5 separate regions of the Homo sapiens genome follow, and regions 1, 2, 3 and 5 are each linked to region 4. A link is a loop called in an ENCODE intact Hi-C map of the cell type or tissue named here. Cell type or tissue: A673. All regions are shown on one strand.

Region 1 (5,000 bases), 980 kb after region 4:
ATATGTGCCTTTTCAAAAAAAGTTTACCAAACCCTGTTCTAAAGGGTACAAGGGCAGTAATCTTCATCATATCTCAATTTAATTCACCAGCCTGGCTCCTGAAATCAGACAGATGCAGCGGAGTCACAGTAGACTACCACGAACTCACAGGTATAGTAGTGCCGATTTCAGCCACCTTGAGAGATAGAGTGCTCTTACCGGAGCAAAGTAATATGGTCTCCAGTATGTGACATGCAACCCTGGATTTGGCAGATGCATTCTTCCCTTTACCTGTTATAAAAGAGGATCATACATAATTCACATGAACATGGAATAAATAAAATTATATGTTTATAGTTGCCCCATAGCTATGTAAACTCTCCTAGCTTCTGTTGAAAGACAGCATAAAGAGATCTGGATCATCAGAACATTTCGGAAACCATCACATCCATGATGTACATAAATAACATCATGCTAATTGGGCCAGAGGAGCATATGAGAGGCCTTGGTAGGACAGTCATGCTTCAGAGGGAGTGAGATAAATCCCATAAAGATTCAGGGGTCCACCATATGAATAAAACTTTCCAAGGACTGGTGTTTAGAAACAAGCAGGTATATCTCATCCAAGGTAACAGTTAAGTTATTTAATCTTGTCTTACTCGCAATGAAGAAGATAGTACAATACCCTACAGGTGTCTTTGCATTTTGGGGATAACATATTCTTTTTTTTTTTTTTTTTTTTTGAGATGGAGTCTCACTCTGTCACCCAGGCTGGAGTGCAGTGGTGTGATCTCAGCTCACTGCAACCTCTGCCGCCCAGGTTCAAGCAATTCTTCTGCCTCAGCCTCCTGAGTAGCTGGGATTACAGGTGCCTGCCACCACACCCGGCTAATTTTTTTGTAGTTTTTAGTAGAGATAGGGTTTCACCATCTTGACCAGGCTGGTCTTGAACTTCTGATGGCTCTGTCTCATATCCCAATGATACAAAAAGATGTTGGCTTTCAATTTACCCTAGAGCAGGAAAGGTCCCTGCAGTAAGTCCAGGCTGCAGAACAAGCAGCCCTGCCCTTGGGCAATACATCCAGAAGACCCTAAGGTATTAGAATATATTAATGGGAAAGGTACAACATGAGGAATTTATATTAAATCTCAGTGGGAGAATCCAAATTCAGACCACTGGAGTTCCCAAGAAGGACTTGACATCTTCAGAGGGAGATTACATTGGGGCTCAGAAAGCAATACCCCAAAATGAAGGCCTCAGTAGCCACCTCAGAAACAAGAGTATTTCCCTGACCTTCTCCTGTTCCCCTCTCTCTCAGTCCCATTCTCCCTGAGGCTAGCGATAGAAACTAGAATCCCTCTTCCAGAAGGTGGGTCATAGAAACAAGAACCTCTTTTACCCCAAAGCCAGTCATAAAACCTAAAAATATTACTCTACCTTTCCCTCTGTCCTATCTATGTAAAACTTGGCCATAAAAAGATGATCTGACCTATCTTTTTTGACTGTGGGTCATAAGACCCCCATTCCAGAGAAGTCCTGCCCCACACCCGGAAGGAAGGAATGCATGCTCACAGAGGTCAAGAAGATTCTAGACTGACAAGCCTCACTGGGCTTCCCTCACTCAATCTGTTAGCATTAGAGCATATCTTTTTGTCCAATCATATTTCTACATGGCTGTCTATACTTTGTTGAAGCTAAGCATTAAAATGGGCCATTTCCCCTGTGTCTTTGTGTCTTCATTCTGAAGATATCATTCTGTGTATAGACATTAAATTAATTTGTATACCTTTCCTCCTATTAATCAATCTGCCTCATATGAGTAATTCTCAGCAAAGCTTGAAGGAGCCAAAGTCTTTGGCCCCTATCTGATATACCTTTTGAGAAATGACTCCTTTTGTTCAACAGTGCCGTGAAGAGGCCTTGGCATAGCAGATGTTACAGTCTGATTTTTGAGTAAGTGGTACTGTTGAATCAAATTATCCCACCAGGGAAGAAGGTTTAGGATAAAATGGGTAATAACGGGAAGCAATAAAGATTATGGCAAGTAGAAAGGAGGCACAAATGAATCAAAACTCCAGGAAAGGAAGTGATAATATTATTCCCACAAGAGCATCTTGGAACAAGAGAATAATACTCTCAGCCATTTCTGTCAGATTATATTTTGATGAATGGCCAATGCTGGGAGAAATCACCTGATCTGTTTTCTGCAGAGAAGAAAAATAAAATTCATGCTTATTTACTAGCTCTTGTTTGGACTCCACCTGAATAATTTCGAAAAAGATGTAATACAGTGCCCCCTGGTGACTCAACTGACCAATAGCCAATTAGAACTGCTAATTAATTGTAGCTACCATTTTACTATTTATAGACTGTATTTACTACTTGGTTCTTTTTCAGATAACCAGAGAACTAAATTGCCTGTGAATTACACAAAGCATGGGTTCATGAACAGTTTAGCATCTGCGCACCGTGTGTCAGTTAATCAAGATGGCAGCACACTGCTAAAGGAGTTGCCTGGGAATTATAAGAAGCACATTGCTCTTGGCTGCCTCGTGTGCCAGAGCTAGCTTTTCCCTTCTGACCATATCAAATGTGAATGTAGACTGAATAACTTTCGGGAAAGTAGAAATAGAACCAAGAGAGCCCTGAGGAGAATGAGAAATAGGAATAACATAGTTATATACCATAGAACAACATGCCCATTTGAAGTTTTATGAAACACCCAATATTTTGGGCGTTTATTATGTACCTAAATTGTGCCCATGCTACAAATGCCTGAGAGTAACAACATATATGGTGGCCCAATCAGCATGCATCCCCATCTAGCCAGACATGACATGGGAATATTAGAAAGTGGTCACTGATAACCGGGTCCGGCAAAAATATCCTTTCTGAAGGCTCATTATTGTGATAAAAAGAGCTGCTAATACAAATTCATACTGCATTACAAGGAGGCCAATAGTAAATGTGGAAAGAAAATGAAGTGATTTGTGAGTGGGATAGAAGTATAATCAAGCTAACAGAACACCATACCCGTTATCAGTACTAAGTGAGGACTTATCATCTCTCCCAGTGTTTCAGTTATCTATTACTGCATAATAAACCACCCCAAAACACAGGCACTTCAACATCAATGCTTATCTCCAGTGGTTCTGAGGGCTGACTGGGCTCAGCTATGAAGTTCTAATGTGGGTCTCGTAGGTGGTTATAATCAATTGGTGGCTGAGGCTGGTGTCTTTTGAAGACTAGATGGGGCTGCATGCTTAAGAAAAAATTTTACTACCGTAGCTAGCACCTTAGCTGGGATGGATAGAATAGATAGGAGCTATCTGGGGGTCTCTCTCTGCAGGATAGCTATACGTAGCTAACTCAGGCTCTCTCATAGCATGATGGTCTCAAGATAGTCAGACATTATACATGAGGTTGACTTTCCCCAGTGTGAGCATTTCAGGTGAAAGCTTCAAGGCTTCTTATGAAATAGCCTTAGGAATCACAGAGTTTTACATCTACCACATTCTGTTGCTCAAGAGTGAGTCACTGGCGTCAGAACTGAACCAATGAAAGACTCTATACTGTGTTGTCTCCGGACAACCTGAAAGTCTTACTCCAAACAGCTGCATATTATGTCAAACATTATGTTAATCCCTCTGATGCAGTCAAGTGGTTTTTGTTTTTACTAATAGAATTAACTGAAAATCAGTTGGTAATCCCCAGGACACAAAATACTGATTTGAAGCCTGCCACTGATAGAATACCTCTGAAAAATGACTTGGTGAAAAGGAAATAAATGTGTAAAAAATTATACACACACTTTAATAGGTACATATAAAGAAGTTCAAATCACTTTTGATGACTGAAAACTAGGAAGAGAGTATCAACGGGGGATATGGTCATAATTAACATATATTATAAAGATAATTTCAACTCTCTATTGATGATTCACATTCTGGTAATTATTGGGATAGTCATAGATTTATATATTTGTGTTAAAAACTGCAGAAATTTTTGTAAGACTTTAAAAAGAGATTCCTGAGAAACATGAAGCAAGGAGAAACGGATGCAGGTCAGAGGATGGCCTGGGAAGGACAGATTTCACAGGAGGTCTGAAACTATCTCCTCAGAGGTATTCAAACCATCAGATTCTCAACTGGGGAAGGGATAAATTCTTAGGGCAAAAAAAAATCTTACTTCTTATGTATAAAGTACAAATAGTATACAAGATAATAAAAATTGCGGCATAAAAATTTCATGGGTTACGTTTAGAAAAAATGTATAAAAAGTTTCTGTAGATGGGTAGTAATGACAAAAAGATTGAGAAATCAGGTCTTAAGTCAATTTTGCCTTGGACAGACAGCCTTGTATATGTTCTAATGGCATTTACTATCTGAAAAATAGCTAAATTTCTGATCCATGGGGCTTTTAGCATAATATTCCCATTTTGCCTAGATTGCTAATTATTACCATACCAGAAATTTATAAACTTATGGAGTTCAGTTGCCTAGAAAGTGGACGTTAGACAATACGCCCTTTTATTTTATTTTTTTAAATTTTAGTTGTGAGAGTTCTTCATATGCCCTGGTTACAAGTCTTTTATCAGATATGTAATCTATAAACACTTATCTCAGTCTCTGGCTTTTTTGTTTCATTCTTTTAGCAATGTCTTTCAAAATCAGAAGTCCTCAATTTTGATAGTCTAATTCGTAAATATTTTCTTGTATGGTTCATGCTTTTAATATTGTATCTAGGAAGTATTTGCCAAACCCAAAATTAGAAAGATTTTCTATTAGCTTTCTTCTGGAAGATTAATGTCATTGTGTTTTACATTTAGTTCTATGATACATTTTGAGTTAATTTTTGTACATTATGCAAGATGTGGATCAATATTCAATTTCTTGCATATGAATAGTTGTTCTAACATTATTTGTTAAAAAGCTGTCTCTTTTTCCACAGAGTTGTCTTTGTACTTCTGCCAAATATCAATTGACTATGGGTGTATAGACCTATTTCTAAGCTTTCTAGC
Region 2 (5,000 bases), 650 kb after region 4:
GAGTATTCGGAATCCAGCAACAGTGGTCTTACTCACCTGAGTGTTCTTTCTTTGGTGACTTTGCTGTATCAAAAAGGAAAGAAAAAAAAATCAGCATTCTATGTCATTCAATTGTAATTCAGTATTCAATTGCAAATCAAATAATATTATGAAATTGTGAGAACAGAGGAATTTAAAAACAGTTACCTGGTTCCACATGTTTTTCTTTCTTTTCCTGTTCTGAAACATATTATTATTGTTATTATTATTATCGTTATTATTCTAAAGTTTATGAATCCCAACTTAATTGTTTTAACACAAAGAAACATGCATGTGCTGATGCCAGATTGCAGCAACTAATAATGGCTTACATAAAAAGGCTAAGATTATATACTTAAAATAATTCTTTTTTCCATTTATCTTGGGAGTTTCCTTATGGGGCAGCATCAAAATATTCTGAATATTAGAGGAATTTGAATTTTTTACAGATGATAAACCAGAAAAATAAAATAGAATCCATAAAGGGTGAAAAAAATTAAATTTGCTATTATATTAGATCAATATGAAATAAATTTGAGTCAAAATAGTAAGTACAAAAGATAATTATTACAGCTTTTTAAGAAATTGCTTAGTTTTTCTGAGACAGGGTCTTGTTCTGTTGCCCAAGTTGTAGTGCAGTGTTATAATTCTAGTTCACTGCAGCCTCCACTTCCTGGGCTTAATTGATCCTCCAACCTCGGCCTCCCAGGTAGCTGGGATTACAGGCACACACCACCATGTGTAGCCAGATTTGTAGTGTGTGTGTGTGTGTGTGTGTGTGTGTGTGTGTGTGTGTGTGTGTGGAGACAAAGTCTCACCATGTTGCCCAGGCTGGTCTCAAACTTCTGGGCTCAAGAGGTCCACCCACCTCAGCCTCTCAAAGTGCTAGGATTACAGGCATGAGCCACAGCACCGCAGCTTATTGCAGTTATTTTAAAATAATTCTCAGAAAGATGAAGATTAGCACATTTCACGTGGACTGCCTCTTCTAAGAATCTTCTTACATGGAAGAAATAGCTGTTAAGCTAAGACAAAGGCTTTGTGAGGCATATTTAAGACACTAAAATAGAAAAAGAAGTTTCAGGGTAAAACATTTGCCTTGCTTTTAGGACAAATGCTCCTTTTGGAGTCCTCTTTATATAGCGTTTCTTTTCAGGAATCTACTTTTGTCAATATTGTATGAGACAAAGCATTATTTTGTTCTCAAGATTAAGCTGACATTTACATTATAATAAGTACTAATTTTATAAGAATTGCAAGCACTAATTTTACATGAAGTGCTATCATCTACATTTCTATTCTTATTTATTTTGCCTTGACAACCTTGTCAAATTAATGTAAAAGAAGATTTTCAAGAAATACTTTAACATACCCACATTTTTATCTGATATTTTAAAGAAGAATGGAAAGATTCTTAAAGTTTTATTTAATGAATAGATTTTGAAGACTAGAATATGTTCATACTGAAAGAACTCTACAAACTATATTTTAAAAATATAGAGTGTCATAGAATGCTACGGTCATCACATCAATTTCCCAAGTATACAATTTTGTTAGTCAGGCTTCTAATTAAATAAGTGTGGTATAATGAGCAACTTATCCTCTTTTAAGACAGCCTTTAAGCAGCAAAACAAAAAAATGAAACAAATGGCTTGGCCAAGTGTTGCAGGTCAAAAAGAAGAAGCTATGACGATTTAGCTAAAATTAAACAAAATGAGAACATTATCAAATGTTGTCTGGCAAATGAAGAGCAATTAAATACATTGTTTAATTTATTGCTTAACTGAAGCTCTAATTATAAAACATTTCCAAGAAATTTGTGATGACAGTCACAAACAGTGATAACAGTCAAAAAAGTACTGGAAGCAGATTTGGACATGCATCAGAATCGAATACCAGCTATACATAAGATTAAAAGTTAAAATAAAGTCCCCTCAATCTTATCAGAAAGCTGAAAAATAGCTGTGCTAATTTGTTCATTATATAGGATAGCTCATGGTGTAATTATTGAATTACCTTAGTAAATATACATTGATTTACCCTTTAACTCTACAGGGACTGCAAACTCATGTTTATGGTTGATTTTTGAGGTCTCTTTCTTTTACTTTTTATTTTGAAAAAAATTATAGCTCACAAACATTTACAAAATGTACAGGATGGTCTCTTGTACTTTTCATCCTGTTTCCCTTAACCATAATTAAAAATATCTGAAAAGTGAACAACCTTTAAGTTGTGATTATTAGAAAAGTAGAAGCAAAATAAAATATAAAATTGGGGTGTACCATCGAGTAAAGCAACCCTCAAGATAAAAAATCCAAATCAAAGAAATTCAAAGATACAACACTAACAATAATAAAAGCAAGTCTAGATGATAAACCATAGCAAATGAGTGAATTTGAAAAGAACTGATAGGTGTTTTGAAGAAAACTATTTCTTCTCCTTATTGCTGCCCGAGTCACAATCTGAGGACCTTCTCAAGGAGGGAAACAGTTGGGTTGTGAATGAATGCGTGAAAAGGCATGTTTATTTATTAAGTGCATCAGTGCCCTGAAGATTGCCAAGGAGCTGCAGTGTGTGCAGGAACTTTTAAATCTTATAAACTGTAATAAAGGGCCTTAAGGCTATCTCTATATGTACTTTAATACTATTTTTCGAATCTCCAGTTGTTCTCCATTTTCCTGCTGGTGCAGCGTTTATAGAGTGCTTTCTGTATCTCTGTGCCAGTACTCATCAGTAGCTCTGCACACACGTAAATCTGGAACTGAGAGAACTCTCTGTAGATGGATTGCTCCCCCTGGCTGAGTTGTAGTATAATTTCACGAGTGTCTCCACAGGGCATTTTAGAGCATTTTTACAACGTTGAATGTCTCAGCATCCTTGCTTTTTGTAGGGCCAAAACACATAAATATATTTTAATTGGTATATATTTTAAAACATTTTTGATATCACTAGAATCTTAAAATCTATATTGCTGGTAATGTGCTAATTTTTAATAGTGTATTGAATAAGTTCAAGGGTTTTTTTTTTTTTTGCTTTCTTTTGTTAAATATATCTTATTTTCTTCAGAGGAGAACCTATATTTGTGAAAGACATACATTAAGTTATTGAGCTTGACTGAATTGTTAGCACACAGTCTTAATAGTGTTAAAGCAACAGTGGATGAGGCTGAATAGCAACCCTATTAGACAGAGCTCATAGTGAGTGTAGGGGGGAAATTATGTTATGGGAAAAATGTCATATATCACATGGGCATGCCAAAATATCTACAGATTACAAAAAGAAAGATAGGAAAAAAGTTGTAAAACTAGCCTGTAAAAGAACTTCTAGTCAATTTTCAAAGGACTGACAACTAACCAGATTAGGACTAAATTTACAAAAACATAAGTCAGTTTGGGTTAATGGAATGCAGTTTTACTTTTGATTACAAGCCCGTCAAGAGTATTGTTAGATGATTGCATGAGCTTGAGAAAGAGTTCTAAAAATGATTACTATGCTTCTCAGTCCACTCTAACCCCCAGACTGTGTATTTTTTCACTTGGACAAAAAACAACAGAGTTCACATGCATAAAACATAGGAAAAGCGGATTCAAAATTGCAGGTCTAAATACAGCAGCAGGCAAATAATAGTAGTAAAAAAAAAAGTACACAAATACACTGCATGCATTTCCTTACTTTTTCCCTTGGGTTGTTCTACTGAAAGAAATACAAACAAAATCATTGCTCTTAAAACTTTAAAGATAAAACGTACTACCCTACATATTGATTAGACTGTAATTTTTCCCACCCCTCCTTCCAATTTTCTCTCCTTAAATTTCACAATGAGGTGAAATTTCACAGTGAGGCTCTGAGGTATTGTTAATTACTGTAGGTGCTTCCATAATTTGATTGGCAAATATTATTTGACAATAAATTAACCCAGGATTATACTGTTTAACCATTTTAAATTATTTACACCTGATATGTAATAGTCTCTTAAACACATAAAAACACATGTGAACAAGTCTAGGAGGCACAGGTATACTTGCCAAATGAATTATTCAAGACCGAAAGGAAGAAATCAGTTCCTAATTGATGCCAGTCTATCAAAAAGTAATTTAGTGTGTGCTTTCTAGTAAAATAAATGTTTGATACTGAAAATTTTTCAATTTCTTGTTAAGTAAACATTTCTTTGGAAACAATTACTGTGAAAGGATATGCAGTATTTATTTCCATTACTGCGAAATACTTCTCATAGCAGTATTGTCAGAATAGATTTGGCGCTCTCTCTCTCTCTCTCTCTCTCTCTCTCTCTCAATCTCAATCATTTTTTCTTCTCCTCTATCCCACACATAATTCTTTCTTCTACATCAATCCTTTAAGAAGGTATGCTGTTTCATGGTTCATCAAACATAAGGCAGAAAAAAAGAAATATGTCCAGTACCTTCTGCAGGTTTTTTTGTTTTCTTGGAATCTGAAAACACAAAGATAAATTATTAATAAAACAGATACAATAAATCAACAGCTGATCAGCTCACAACAAATTTCTATAAACAATCAAATAAAATTGATTATTCAACAAATTGATCATTTGTATATTTCTAGAATATGAGACTTAGAAACTGTTCTGTTTTGTGGGAATAAGTATTAGAGTGAAGCAGGAGTGAGAAACTCTTTATAAAATATCTTATATTAATAATATTTTATAAAGAATATAAAACATTGAAAAATATAAAGGAAAATATACCCACATATAATTTATAAAGAAATTTTGTTTTGCCTATGTAAGTTAGTAACCTGTTAATAGAACATCAAACTGAGTAAATATATGCTCTGTTTCCATAAAGATGCTTAGGAGTTCATGAAGTTAACTTGAAACTTTCATTTGTTCAATCTAAGTCAGTCCAGGTGAATTATGTTGCACTGTCTTTGAATAATCAATACACTTCCAATATAGATATTCAGACATTCTTATGGTAATGGAAAAGAAATAGATTACTGTTGAC
Region 3 (5,000 bases), 110 kb after region 4:
CGTGCATGCTCCCCTCCCAAGCACTAGCAGGCCACTGTGTATGTGGACAACCCACACCAAGAGAAGAATCAGGGGAGAAGGAACGCAAGACCCAGAATCACGCCAACATATAAAACCCCAAGTCGGGCCGGGTGCAGTGGCTCACGCCTGTAATCCAGGCACTTTGGCAGGCCGAGGCGGATGGATCACGAGGTTAGGAGTTCAAGACCTGCCTGGCCAACATGATGAAACCTTGTCTCTACTAAAAATACAAAAATTAGCCAGGCGTGGTGGCGGGCACCTGTAATCTCAGTTACTCAGGAGGCTGAGACAGATAATTGCTTGAACCCGGGAGGCGGAGGTTGCAGTGAGCCCAGATCGCACCACTGCACTCAAGCCTGGGTGACAGAGCAAGACTCTGTCACCAAAACAAAAACAAAAAACAAACAAAACAAAAACAAAAAAACAAAACCCAAGTCAAAAGGTCAAACCCTGCACTTGTCCTTCAAAGTCGCTTGCTTGGGCCTCTTCCAAATGTACTTTTTTTTTCTTTTGTTCCTGCTCCAAAGCTTTTTTTTTTCTTTCCTTTTCTTTCTTCCTTTCTTTCTTTTTTCTTTTTCTTTTCTTTTCTTTTCTTTTTTTTTTTAAGACAGGGTCTCACTTTGTCACCCAGGCTGGAGTGTAATAGCGTGATCTTGGCTCACTGCACCATCCACCTCCCAGGCTCAAGCAATCCTCCCACCTCAGCCTCCTAAGTAGTTTTTTAAAAAATTTTTTTGTAGAGATGAGGTTTCACTATGTTGCCCAGGCTGAGCTCAGATGATCCACCTGCCTCAGCCTCCCAAAGTGCTGAGATTACAGGCATAAGCCACTGAGCCGTGCCCCTGCTCTCAAATTTTTAAGTCAACTTTCACTCATGCTCTAAAACTTGCCTCAATCTGTTCTTCTGCATTATGCCCCTCAGTCGAATTTTTTCTTCTTTGAAGACAATAATTGAGGTGGCTGCAGACCCGTATGGACTCACTGCTTGTAACTCAGATACTCACCACTGCTAACAGTTTGATTCATTCCAGGTACCCTATCTAATATTGCTCAGAACATTAGACAGAAAGACAGAGGAGTTTACTTAGTGCTCTTCAGATGCACGGTGTGGATGCTTTCTTTCTCCATTTCTCTAGCAGCCCTGTACATTTCCAACCAGAGACACCCACACATACCTATAGAGTTAGGACAAAGACACAAGGCTCCTAGGTTGGTTTTTACTTTAAGTAAAATTCTGTGAAACAGGGATGTGAATTAAATATTCTGAAATAAGTCAAATATTTGGATTAAGAATTGCCCTAAAATAGAAATCACCAACCCCATACCAGAGATGGATTTAATTAAAGTCACTTAAATACCTGATCCTGATAAAATCATTATGATTTTCGCTGGTTGCGGGCTTCATATGCAATGGTAAAATGCAATTTGGGGAGTATTTATTTTGAGATGCCATGTTAAGTCAATGCCCAAACTAATCTCCACAAGCCCTTTGATGACACTTTAATTCAAGCCAACAAAATGGTGTGTGAATTTTATTAGGGGCAATACAATATACAAATAAATTAGTTTAAACTATAATTTTTCTCTGTCATACAAATACTTTATTGACCAGAGAGCAACTCTTTACTGCCATCCCCTGATCTGTTGTGGAAATACTGCTTCTACTGGAGAAAACTAAATTATTCTATGATAGTACTAAGAAAAGAAAATTTAGTCTTTTAATCCCATGGATAAAGTTAAATGGCTTCTTTTCTAGGATGCAATATTGCCTGGATTTCAAATTGCTGTACATTAGCTTCTCCCCAAAAGTAATAAGAAACTATAGCATTTAGTTGATGCTATCTTAGAGCCCCGGGATCTCTTAAGTGGTGCTAACTTTTCTTCTCTTTCCGGAAATATTACTCATTCTCATTAAAAAAATAGATGTGGGAATAACTAAATTGAGTCAAGCTCACTCACTGATATAGCTTTACTTCACACAAAAGGGCCTTTCTATTGAACCTGTGGGTATTTAACTGAATTCCAGTAGCTCAAATACAATTTTATGAGAAATTCGTTGCCCCTTTCTTCCAGCCTGAATATGAAATTAAAATAGGCAGGAGAAGTTGAGAGGGTGTCCTGTTTAAGCAGGGTGGTTAGACCATTTACATTCAAGTTTAATATTGATACATGAGGTTTCGATCCTATCACGATATTGTTAGCTGTTTGCTTTGTAGTTTCTGCTGTGTTTTTGCTTTCTGGGGTCTGGGGGCTTTGTACTTCAGTGTGATTTCTGTTTGTTTTAGAATCATGGAATGTTAGAACCAGAAGTAAATGAGAGTCAACAAATCAGGTGCTAGCCCTTTGTGATAGTTAATACTGAGTGTCAACTTGATTGGATTGGAGAATACAAAATATTGATTCCAGGTGTGTCTGTGAGGGTGTTGCCCAAGGAGATTGACATTTGAGTCAGTGAGCTGGGAAAGGCAGGCCCACCCTTAATCTGGGTGGGCACAATCTAATCAGCTGTCAGCATGGCTAGAATATAAGCAGACAGAAAAATGTGAAAAGAGACTAGCTTAGCCTTCCCAGCGTGTATCTTTCTCCCCTGCTGGATGCTTCCTGTCCCCGAACATTGGACTCCAAATTCTTCAGTTTTGGAACTCTGACTGGCTCTCCTTCCTCCTCAGCTTGCAGACAGCCCATTGTGGGACCTTGTGAACGTGTGAGTTAATATTTAATAAACTCCCCTTTTTATATATATATATATATATATATATATATATATATATATATATATTCCATTAGTTCTGTCCCTCTAGAGAAACTAATACGCCCTTGCTGAAACCAAGGTCCAGAGAGTGAAGTGATGTTCAAGGTCACATAGCAAAACAGAGGTTGATTCTGCTACCCCTGATATCCTCTTCCACATAGGCTCTTCATGGTCTGAGTTTGGAAAACTCATCTTGTCTGTGTGCACCTGGGTTGTGATAGCTTCCCCAGCTTTCATCAAACCCTTAATTCTGTTGTGCTGCCCCCTGGTGACAAGGATTATCTACTACAGCTACAGAATTTGGCCCAAGCATGCTCCTCCCTCTGTATTCATTCAGTTGACAAATATTTATTGAGATCTACACTATGCCAGTCACCTTCTAGACACTGGAGCTTCAGTAGTAAAAAAGCAACGCACTATCTCTGTCAAACACATTAAATAACACACAAGGCTATGGAGATGATATATCAGAGAAGGGACAGGCATAGTGGCTGGAGAATTGCAAGTTTAAATCATGTGTTCCTAGGTTGACCTCTCTGGAAATAAGACGTTTGAGACAAGATTTGAAGGAAGTGAGGGCATAAGCCGTGCTGGGGCCAGGGGAAGCATGGCCTGGGCAGCAGAAATGTGAAGATGCCAAGGATCAAGAGGGCATCTGCTGGTTCTGAGGAACGGTAAAGAGGCCATTGTGCTCTGAGCTGAGTGAGATGCAGAGAATAGAGACAAGCACAGTGCCATGCAAAGGCAGAGAAGGGAAGGACCAGTGGGGCCTGCAGGCTGGAGCAAGAGTTTGGTTTTTCTCTGGATATGGGGACTGTTGGTGCCGTGACTCGGATCGGGGGACCTCCCTTGGGAGATCAATCCCCTGTCCTCCTGTTCTTTGCTCCGTGAGAAAGATCCACCTACGACCTCAGGTCCTCAGACCGACCAGCCCAAGGAACATCTCACCAATTTTAAATCGGGTAAGTGGCCTCTTCTTACTCTTCTCCAACCTCTCTCACTGTCCCTCAACCACTTTCTCCTTTCCACTCTTCAATCTCTCCCTTCTCTTAATTTCAATTCCTTTCATTTTCTGGGAGAGACAAAGGAGACACGTTTTATCAGTGGACCCAAAACTCTGGCACTGGTCACGGACTGGGAAGGCAGCCTTCCCTTGGTGTTTAATCATTGCAGGGACGCCTCTGATTATACACCCACGTTTCAAGGGTGTCAGACCACGCAGGGACGCCTGCCTTGGTCCTTCACCCTTAGCAGCAAGTCCCGCTTTTCTGGGGAAGGGGCAAGTACCTCAACCCCTTCTCTCCTTGTCTCTACCCCTTCTCTGCTTTTCCAGGGACAGGGCAAGTACCCCAACCCCTTCTCTCCTTGTCTCTACCCCTTCTCTGTTTTTCTGGGAGAGGGGCAAGTACCCCTCAACCCCTTCTCCTTCACTCTTAGCGGCAAGTCCCGCTTTTCTAGAGGAGGGGCAAGTACCCCAACCTCATACCTCTGTGCCCCAATCCCTTATTTCTGCACCCCAACCTCTTATCTGTGTGCCCCAATCCCTTATTTCTGTGCCCCAACCCCTTATTTCTGCACCCCATCCCTTATTTCCGTGCCCCGACCTCTTATCTCTGCGCCCCAACCCATTTTCCCACTTTTCTGGAAGGTAAGAACCCCCGAACCCCTTCTCTCCATTTCTCTACTCTCTCTTTATGGGCAACCTTCTACCCTCCATTCCTCCTCCTACTCCCTTGGCCTGTGTTCTCAAAAACTTAAAACCTCTTTAACACCTGACCTAAAACCTAAATGCCTTATTTTCTTCTGCAATGCCGCTTGACCCCAATACAAACTTGACAGTAGTTCCAAATAGCCAGAAAATGGCACTTTGAATTTTTCCATCCTGCAATATCTAAATAATTCTTGTCTTAAAATAGGCAAACAGTCTGAGGTGCCTGACGTCCAGGCATTCTTTTACACATCAGTCCCTTCCTAGTCTCTGTGCCCAGTGCAACTCGTCCCAAATCTTCCTTCTTTCCCTCCCACCTGTCCCCTCAGTTCCAACCCCAAGCGTCACTGAGTCTTTCTAATCTTCCTTTTCTACAGACCCATCTGACCTCTCCCTTCCTCCCCAGGCTGCTCCTCGCCAGGCCGAGCTAGGTCCCAATTCTTCCTCAGCCTCCGCTCCTCCACCCTATAATCCTTTATCACCTCCCCTCCTCACACCTGGTCCGGCTTAGTTTCGTTC
Region 4 (5,000 bases):
GCAAGGTGGGTGGATCACTTGAAGTCAATAATTCAAGACCAGCCTGGCCAACATGGTGAAACCCCGTCTCTACTAAAAATACAAAAATTAGCTGGGTGTAGAAAAATAAAAATTAGCTTGATGTGGTGGCATTGTCCCAGCTACTCGGGAGGCTGAGGCAGGAGAATCACTTGAACCCAGGAGACAGAGTTTGCAGTGGGCCGAGATTGTGCCACTGCACTCCAGCCTGGGCAATAGAGCAAGACTCTGTCTCAGAAAACAAAAACAAATTAAAATAAAATAGCTAGAAGGAGGATGTTGAGCATTCTCAACACAAAGAAATGACAAATGCTTGAGATGATGAATATGCAAATACCATGATCTGACCACTCTAAATTGTATGTATCAAAACATCACTATGTACCCCATGAATATGTATAATTATTATTTGTTAATTAAAAAGTAAAATAAAAAAAGGATATAACCAAAGCTCACTAATCTGTTACCCTGTCTGTGGAGCCTGGCCCCTCAAGTTCAAAGTACAGCTCTGCCATTTGCTCTTATGATTTTGTTCATTTTATTCCTTGTGCTTCCATTTATTCAACATGTAAAATGATAAATTATTATGAGGATTAAGTGAGTGAATATTAGTCATTGATAAGGGCAGTGCCTGGCATACTAGCAAAAACTCATATTATTATTATTTGCCAGAACATAAAGGATGATAAAGACTTTAAGTTGAATGTTCTAGATCTGTTGATTTTTTCCTATGTTATTTGCCAGTATAGATTTCCTTCTATTCTTCTGCTCTTTTCTTTCCGCTAGCAACACCTCCGTGGCTAAAAACAGGACTGATTAATCAGACTGAGTCCCTTTTTTTTTTTTAGTGTTACTGATGACAACTCTCAGAACATTAAAAATCTGCAGCCAGTTAAAAACTGGAAGCGTTGGCTCAAACAAAGGGCTGGGGCAATGTTGTTGTTACTTGTTAAAATCCTAGAATGGATTTCTCAGTGGGCACACATCAACAGAAGTCATCATCATAGGCCGGGCGCAGTGGCTCATGCCTGTAATCCCAGCACTTTGGGAGGCCGAGGCAGGCGGTTCATGAGGTCAGGAGATCGAGATCATCCTGGCTAACATGGTGAAACCCTGTCTCTACTAAAAATACAAAAAAATAGCTAGGCATGGTGGCGGGTGCCTGCAGTCCCAGCTACTTGGGAGGCTGAGGCAGAAGAATGGCATGAACCCAGGAGGCAGAGGTTGCAGTGAGCTGAGATCATGCCACTGCACTCCAGCTGGGGCAACAGAGCAAGACTCCGTCTCAAAAAAAAAAAAATCATCATCATAGCCAAATTTCTTGTGACTGGTGATTACTTAGCACATAGTAGATCCTTTTGAATCTTCATAAAAAATCATATAAAATAGTTGTTAATGTTTCTCATTTTTACAGATGAAGAAAATGGATTCAGAGAGTATCTTTGAGAGTTCACACAAGGAAGTGCAACAGTGACTTAGGACAGGGCTCTCAGAGTTTGGATGTGCACAGCCTCTCTTGTACCAAAAGTCCCCTCTTCCCCAAACCAGCTCATTCATGAGCATATTAGATTTGTCTGAATTTACTCAAAATTCTTAGGGAAATTTAAAAGTTGTATAAGAAGAATAACATATGAGCCAAAATGAGCACTGATATCTCAAAACAGCAATTTTATTTATTTATTTGGCTTTATTCTTTCATTAACTCATATTTTACCTCATTCCAGAAATGATTTTATATGGCAAGCTGTTGGTATTGTTGTCATTTAATTTTCCATTAACTTGTAGAGCCCTGAAGGAGTGCAGAGTTGGTGAGAAGACTGGGATTCTTTGGGGTGGGAAGTAGTAGCTGGAAGAGAGGCAGAGAAGAAAGGCTCCCCATCCTTGGCTCGGCTCACATTCAGCTTGGGGCTAACCATGGTTGTGAAGAGGGCACATGGACATTCTGAGACACAAACTGCATCTGGCATGAACTAACTATGAACATTTTTAGAGAAGGGCCACATAGGTAAGTGAAATCATCTCATTTGTTCCTCAGTGATAAATTTCAGAGGCTGAATTATTTTTGGCAATGTTGATGGCAGAGAAGCATCCGAAGTGCCAGATGGGTCGCTACAGAGACCTCAGGGAACCATAAGAAAGCCAGAAATCTGAAGAAAAAAAAAAAAAGTCTCACCTTAGAGTCTGTGGAATTGAGCTCTCATAGTGCTTTAGGCATACCAGATATTCAAATAGTCCTGTTTTATAACGTATTTGTCACCTAAATTGAATTTCCATTAGTGGAAGGGATTTGTTTTTTACATATTGCCTTTCTTTGATGTAAAATTGTGGAGAATAATAGGAGAAAAAGCATGGGGCTGTCGTCAATAAATGCGGATTTGGTTCCAGGATTTTGACCTAAATTTAACCTATATTGACTACGTGCCTTTGGGTACATTATTTTCACCCTGGGCAGTTTTTCTTATTTGAGAGAATTATTCAAAACTGACACTAGGTGGTGCTCTGCTCCCACTGGCTCTACAAAAAATTTAATCGAGGCATGCCTGAGGTTTCCAGTTTGTTTCACCAATTCTGCTACATATGTTGGTCAGGATTACTGCAAAAACAAAACAGCAACCAAAACTATAGTATTTCCAACACAATTTTTTCAAGAGACACAAGAAAAATATTATAACAGTGTGCTATTCTGTGGCTACCAATTTTTTAGGATACCCTATGTTCTTAGGTACCAAAAGAAGGTGTTCTAATATAGCTTAAAAATATACTTCTCCCAAAGGAAAAATAAATCATTATGTTAAAAAGATACCTACACCAGTATATTTATCATAACACTATTCATATTAGCAAAAATGCAGAATCAACCTGTGTCTATCAACAGATGACTGAATAAAGCAAATGTGGTACAATACAACGGAATACTACTTAGCCCTAAAAAGAATAAAATCATATCTTTTGCAGCAACATGAATGGAACTGGAGGCCATCAGAAAGTTTCTGGGTTATTTTACTTAGTTACAACATGTTCTCACTCATAAGTGGGTACTAAATAATGCATACATACAGACATAGAAAGTGGAATTGTAGACATTGGAGACTTGGAAGCGGGTGGGAGTGAGATGAGAAATTACCTATTGGGTACAATGTACACTATTCAGGCGATGGCTACACTGAAAGCCCAGACTTCACCACTAGGCAATATATTCATGTAACAAGATGATACATAAGCCCTAAATCTATAAAAATAAAAAAATACACTTCTTAAGAATATATGGGGAGCAAGGGGAGGAATAGCTTTAGGACAAATACCTAATGCATGCGGGACTTAAAGCCTAGATGATGGGTTGATGGGTGCAGCAAACCATCATGGCACATGTATACCTATGTAACAAACCTTCACGTTCTGCACATGTATCCCAGAACTGAAAGTATAATGAAATAAAAGCTAAAAATAAATAAATAAAAAGAATATAAAGTCTATCACTTTTTCTGATGTGTAACAAAGAGTTCCTTTTTCTGTGTAACAGGGTCATCTGGATCTTTTTAAAAAAAAATTTAAAATAGCAATACACAAATGTTTTATTCATTAAAATCAAATTACAAATAATCCTGAGTTCTCTACAAGCTTCAATTCAAAATAGACCTCTGATGTCTTTCAAGTTTAAAGCACTGTTTTCAATTGTGACTTTTAGACTTGGAAGAGCCCCTGGCAGTTTGAACTCAAGTAAATGTGTAAATGCTATGTGAATATGTGGTTTTGTTCTTGATTTAATTCAAAATATCATCTTATTGCTTAATAGTTCCCCTTCCAATTAGAAGAAAGATTGGTGTCTCCTAAGTGGAGGAATTGGGGTTAACAAGATGATTATTCCTGTTTTTCCAAGAGCAGGAAGGAAAATAGGGAGAACGTTTTCCACAAATCCCACTGTGTGTTATGTGGGAAAGTTGAATGCACAAAGGGGACGCTGGCCAGGTAGTCTTGGTGAGGTTCTATTGGGGTGAGAGATTCTGAGCACAGCTTCTGAAATCTCTGGAGTGCTTTCGCTCTACAAGAAGATGTACATTCAGTGACAGGCCCACATGTGGGTAGTTAACAAGGGGAAGGAACAGATAGTATATAACTAACCCTTAGTATGTATTAAAACTGTTCTCAGTGCTTTATGAGATTATTTAATTCTCACAATAGGCCAACATATGAGAAAATAGGCCCAGAGACGTACTGTCCAAGCTCACATGAGTAAATGTTAAAGCCAAGCTTCAAACCAAAGCAAGTTTGTTCCAGAATCCATGCTTTTAATCACTAATCTACATCATCTCCCCAAATGAGAGCAAACACACAGTGATACTGTTGTAAGTGCTTTATTCACATTAACTTTTAATTTTCACAACAACCTCACGACACAGGATTTATTCTTGGTCTCCTTTCACAGCTGAGGAAACTGAAGCACAGATTAGTTAAAAGGTTAAGATGATAATTAACGTTGAGGGTGTGCTTAAAGACAAGACTGCCTCTTAAAGTCTGTTTGAAGGGCACTCAGCAGGTGCAGAATTGAGCTCTGATCCCCACCACCTTCTTTTTTCCCTGGGGTTCTTCTTACTTGGGTAGATCCATGCTGCACAGCCTCCGAAGGCTTTGGTCTAAGCCTACGGATAATTTTGGTTCCTGGTGCCTCTTGTCATAGTTGGGATTAAAAAAAAAGACACTAAGTATAGAGGAAGAACAGGATACACTTCCTCTGCACTGAGCTCTACACTTTGAAAGAGCGCTGCTTTAGCAACAAAGTTCTGAGGCAACTTCACAGACACCTCCTGCTCCCTAGCACCAGCCGGCTCTCCAGGGGCACCATCTTCCTAAGTTTTCCCTTTTAACACCACAGTCAAGAAGGGCTTGGGTCTCCTCCCCAGGTGCTTGTCACCTACTGGTAATTAACGAAATGAATCATTTCACTCTTCTGATGAAACATCTGCTTCCCTATAGCAACGGATGTT
Region 5 (5,000 bases), 590 kb after region 4:
TGATCAGAAAAAATAACTAATGGATATTAGGCTTAATACCTGGGCGATGAAATAATTGGTACAACAAACCCCATGACACATCTTTGCCCGTGTAACAAACCTGCACATCCTGCACATGTACACCTGAACTTAAAATAAAATTTAAGTAACAATAATAAAATAGACATAAATACTTAATGTAAACTAATAATAGGAAATTGTTAGTGCATGTTACTTTTTCTATTATATATCATCAGTAAAATAAAGCATAAAATACAATGTTATGCAAAGAGGAAAGGACAACATAATGCACCTTTTATCTGATTAGTGAGTTTTCACTACTCCAGTAAAAATGCTAACAATAATAAAGCAATTTTTTGTACGCAGTTTTTCCTTTTCTGAAGATATATCTAAAGTTTATTTGTAACTTTTGATGTAAACACTCAATATAACATTTTATCTCTATTATGCTTTTTTTCTGCAGTTTAAAATTGTTCAACTTTTCATTGATCTTCCAAAGAATGCATGTTTTAAAATTATATAAAATTACTTTAAATGGGCATGCTTATTCACTAAAAATAAGAAAATAAACAATTTATTTTGATCTGATGGCAATGCTCTTAAGAGAAATGACTTTAATAATTTAATATTTAACATATACATAGAAGGGTGATTTGTAATAACTGCTTAAATATAGATTAAAATTTGTGCAAATGAATATATGCAAAAATTTTTAGACCAACATCATGAATGTCTGCTTTTTTGTAGTATCACTTTCACTCTACAGAGAGATATAGATATAGATACAACTTTCTTTTGGATAGATATAAACATATAAATCTCCTTATAAAGATACAAAATACTTGAATTAGGATAAGCCATAGAAAGACTATAATTGAAATTTTCCTTAGGATTTAGTGTCTTCCTTTTCTACATTTTCCCATATTCTATGATATTCATCCACTCAACCTTCATCACTAGCCTTGAGTGCCCAGCTAATCTCTTGACTTCTTCCCTTGCAAAACCTGTTTTTAGAAAGTCTATTTTAAAAGTATTTCAGCTTTCAAATTAATGGCCAATAGGTCAATGGATTACTTCTCCATAAAATATTTGCACATTTAATTGTGTGAAAGAAAAGTGTTTAATCTGTTAGGTTGAACCATGTGGGACTCCTTTTTTGGAGATCAAAATGGTTGAAAGTAGGTAAATACAGGTTCATAAAACTCAATCCATGATAATAATAAATTTTAGGCATTTGACATGCTCTGTATGGAGCCTCTGACATTTAAGGTGCCCTCTTAGCATTTCATAAACAGTGTTCAATTGCCCAGTAAATAAACAAAGAGCAGCGTATGTGCTAATGGTTCTAGTGCTTTGATAAACTTACCCAAAATCTGCTACCAGAAAGCAAGGAATTTTTGTTAACTTTAGCATACATTTAGTTTTATTGCTTATTACTTGTAAAATATATGGCACATAGCATCAGTATTTTTTTAATGTTTTGGATGTCTAAATATTTTATCCAGCCAGGATTGTAAAACTGTAAAACTAGCTTTCTTCCAACCAAACAGAACATCTCCTTGTATGTAAATCTTACAAAATATCCTTACCTGCTTTGGACATCTTTTCATCTTTTTTAGTTTCAGGTTCTGGGGCAAAACGTACACATAAACACGTACAAACAAAAGGGAAAAAAATAACATTTGAAAAATAGTCAGTACAAAGTGGATTAATAGGTAGGCTTCACTGATTTTTCTTGTCTGTTTTCAATTTCAATTATAGTTATATACTGTTATCAAAATATTAATGGAATATGTATCTTTGGTAAATTATAAAGTAACTTAAGCAAAAATACTTTGATTTTAAAATCCAGTTTGCAAAAAAGTTTCATGCTAATCAAGTAATTTGGCTTCTTGTCTTTAATAAAAGCCAGGACTTATAATTTATGCATTCTGAAAATATTGCAAATTAAAAAATTAATAAAAATTGCTCAGAAGAAAAACGTCATAAATTTTCCTAATTTGACCAACTTAAGCAATTTTGTCTTTGACTACCATACATTTAATTCATGGGGCTCCACCTAGTGGTTAATATAATTATTGTTTTCCTAGTATTTCCGTTAGTATCAATTTTATAAAATAAATCAATTTTACCTAAATTTAATATAATAATATAGACAATTGTGACATAAAGTATCTTGTTCTCTTATTGTCCTAGGACAATGTCTTTTGTCCAGAAATTCTGCATTCTAAAAACACCAGTATAGAATAAATTCATACCTTTTTTAAACTATTCAAGTAATACTCATAGCACAACCCTAATCAATAAGATAGTTGACTATATTTTCATGTTTCCAGTCTATCCTTTTATCTAACCAACTTTCCTAGGCTTTATAATTATCTGTTCTTGGTATAGAGTCTTCTTTTGATTAATGGAAGAGTCCAGGTACATTACAGTTTTCCTCCCTCCAAACAGCAGAAAAAACTGACTTCATAGTTGGAATACCTACTGAGCATAAACTATGTATAAGGGATAATGCTACCAGCTTTATTTGGGTTTTAGTCTAGCAGTGTCTCATTTTCTGTAGTTATAATTTTAAAAACTAATTTGTTTAACTGCAGAATTTTATATAATAAAGAATGTCATAGACTTTTACACACTACTTCCGATAATACTTGAGTGCACCTTCTGTAAAAAGTAGTATCAGTGCTATTAATGCACTCTGACACTCTTTGGCACATATTTCTCCCCCTTTTTGACACATTCACTTAGCTTGGTAGATACACCCTATTTTAATGTTTTCTATGTGCCACAGTATTATAGAAAATTTTGTTATTGTCTGTAATCACTCTTTAGATTTTAAGCTCCATTAGTGCAAGAACTGTGTTTTGTTTATTACTCAAATATCAGCACTGGGTGAAATATCTGATATGTGGTATATGATCAACAAATATTGTTGAAGGAATGAATGAGTGAAATAAATGGAATATATAGAATGACTAAAGGCTCCCTGTTGGGTATCTGAAGTCCTAGAAGAAGTTGATTCATCTTATGACTCTGCAACTAGAGATAAAAATTCAATGTCACATAGCTGTTGCATTTATATTTTATTTTAGAAACTTAAAAAAATAAGTGATGTCTTTATGTGTCCAATGATAGCAAATATGGCCTGCAACAATTCAATGATACCTTCAATTATTGGGTTTCCTGGTGCTATGTTTTGTCTCAGTCAGTTTAGGCTAAAGTTAATTCCTATCTAATTACTTAGTCTACAATACACAATTCTCTCTTTTGATGGTGAGTTCTGATGAGATTTTGGCTTCACTGGAAAGGAAACAACTTTTTCTTTTCTCTAATAGTTCTTTCTTTATTGAATCTATGCTAGGTCAACAGTACAGTTTAAACTTTCAAGCAAATTAGCACAATTCTAGTGATGAGAATTATTTTTTCTGGAGTACTTATGGCTCAAGTGCTGGTCAATTATTGACTTGCATTATTCCATTATTTTATGAAGTACATGCTATTTTAATCCCCATTTGGTAGATGAAGTGACTGAAACTTACGGAAGTTAGTTTGCGGAACCTCATTCAGCTGCTAAGTGGCAGAACCAAGATTCCATTTTCCCAACCTATTTCCCTTCACCCGGGTCATATCCCAAGGTCTGGATAGAATGATCTTGGTCTCCTTCTTAGTTCTGTTTCCGAAGTATGGCTAATTTGAATATTTGGATTTCTTAGAAATGAATTCCCACAAATTTAAATCTTTTCTTCCTAGGACACAGTTCATTAGCATTTTGCTCATCAATAATAGGTATCTATTTGAAACAGCCTTGCTTCCCACTCTGCACACGGCTTTCACTCCTGTCAATCATATTGTAATCTTGAAATGAAATCTTCTCAGCCTTAATGTTTGTCAAACGATCTTTTGGAAAAAATAAAAATTGTGGAGAATATTTATACCAACTATGGGTACAATACAACCAGAACCAACTTCGATCTTGTACACAGAATTTTGTAAGCACTCCTATGAAAAGGTATTATCTAACGTGTGGCTGTGGGCCCTCTTACTAGAATAGAACTACTGGCTTTAGTGTTATGTGAACAGTAATGCTAAAGATGACCTTAGGACAAGTTCTTTTGGTGTATGAAGAGTCGGTTTTTGGGTTTTATAATCTGACTTTAAAAGCAAGCTCATTTCCTAAGTTTTGTGACCTTGGGCATTACTTAAAACCTCAAGTCTTCATTCTGTCATTGCTAAAATGGAGAAAATAATGTAAAATTGATGTGAGAATTAGAAGTGATGTATATAAAGAGCTTAGCTATTTTTAAATTATGCTCATAAACTTAAATTGCATGATCTTTCAAAGTAATTTTCTCTTTTTTTTTTAAACAGAATTGGGATTTTACCCTTGAATACTCAAGGCAGGAATTGATATGTGAGAAAGTGGCAACGGATTTTCTAAGTTGAGCAGCTCTTTTATTAGGCTACTTGATTTTTAAGAACTCAGTGCACTCATTTTGTAGATGATATTTCTACTGACAGTAAAGTATTTTTTGAGCCATATGAGATTACAGTTTCTAACTAGGATTTATTTCAAGCCATATAAAAACAACTATATATATATTTACATATGTGTGTATATATATAAACTTTATATATGAAGCTTAATGAAAAGTTATAATGAGATGCTTCAGGAAACCAAGGACAGTTGTTAGTTAATACTGGCCATTGGGACTGGGAGGCCAGAGAGACAGCAGGCGAGCATTTATTTTTCATTCTGTCTTCACTGTTTAATTGTTTTCTACCACAATTATTCTTGTATAATAATACAATATCTAATTTCTGTAAACATTTGCCACTGAAGCCCTTCGTTTTGGGCTACACGTACAAGCATTGGGGAAATATGGAACCAAAAAGTCCCCATGCTAAGTTGTTGAGGCAGGCAGCCTGCCATTTCCTATGCAGCACTGACTTTTCCAGGCTGTTGATTTCATTTGTGAAATGTAAATTGCTGATGGGCC

The links. A loop is a pair of places that touch in the nucleus more often than their neighbours do. Peaks named below come from ENCODE experiments on the same cell type or tissue, not always from the same donor. Only the 100,000 strongest peaks of a DNase experiment are listed, where the experiment ranks them.
Region 1: a loop joins it to region 4, with 3 times the contacts of the local background. A loop is called at or near these places in 4 of 110 quality-filtered maps.
Region 2: a loop joins it to region 4, with 8 times the contacts of the local background. A loop is called at or near these places in 6 of 110 quality-filtered maps.
Region 3: a loop joins it to region 4, with 7 times the contacts of the local background. A loop is called at or near these places in 104 of 110 quality-filtered maps.
Region 5: a loop joins it to region 4, with 6 times the contacts of the local background. A loop is called at or near these places in 61 of 110 quality-filtered maps.

What each region holds. Positions count from the first base shown.
Region 1 is chr6:123,713,181-123,718,180 of GRCh38, forward strand. No RefSeq gene overlaps it. Among named protein-coding and RNA genes, the nearest start is that of TRDN, 79 kb to the left of the region's middle. In A673, CTCF peaks have their summits at 2,298 (motif pointing left) and 2,304 (motif pointing left); a DNase peak (open chromatin) is centred at 1,991; H3K27ac peaks cover 1,759 bases.
Region 2 is chr6:123,377,680-123,382,679 of GRCh38, forward strand. It overlaps TRDN (triadin), which reads right to left. Exons shown (of 41, transcript NM_006073.4): 15 at 4,439-4,468; 16 at 3,691-3,711; 17 at 187-219; 18 at 37-63. Among named protein-coding and RNA genes, the nearest start is that of TRDN-AS1, 59 kb to the right of the region's middle. In A673, a CTCF peak has its summit at 2,822; a DNase peak (open chromatin) is centred at 2,792; H3K4me3 peaks cover 643 bases; H3K27ac peaks cover 3,159 bases.
Region 3 is chr6:122,836,623-122,841,622 of GRCh38, forward strand. No RefSeq gene overlaps it. Among named protein-coding and RNA genes, the nearest start is that of SMPDL3A, 50 kb to the left of the region's middle. In A673, CTCF peaks have their summits at 1,681 and 3,043 (motif pointing left); DNase peaks (open chromatin) are centred at 1,829, 2,609 and 3,029; H3K4me3 peaks cover 371 bases; H3K27ac peaks cover 2,192 bases.
Region 4 is chr6:122,728,472-122,733,471 of GRCh38, forward strand. No RefSeq gene overlaps it. Among named protein-coding and RNA genes, the nearest start is that of FABP7, 49 kb to the right of the region's middle. In A673, a CTCF peak has its summit at 2,507 (motif pointing right); a DNase peak (open chromatin) is centred at 2,540; H3K27ac peaks cover 821 bases.
Region 5 is chr6:123,314,868-123,319,867 of GRCh38, forward strand. TRDN (triadin) reads right to left here. Exons shown (of 41, transcript NM_006073.4): 24 at 1,590-1,628. All of the region lies in intron 1 of LOC124901393 (a long non-coding RNA gene), which reads left to right. Among named protein-coding and RNA genes, the nearest start is that of TRDN-AS1, 120 kb to the right of the region's middle. In A673, a CTCF peak has its summit at 2,066 (motif pointing left); a DNase peak (open chromatin) is centred at 2,054; H3K27ac peaks cover 669 bases.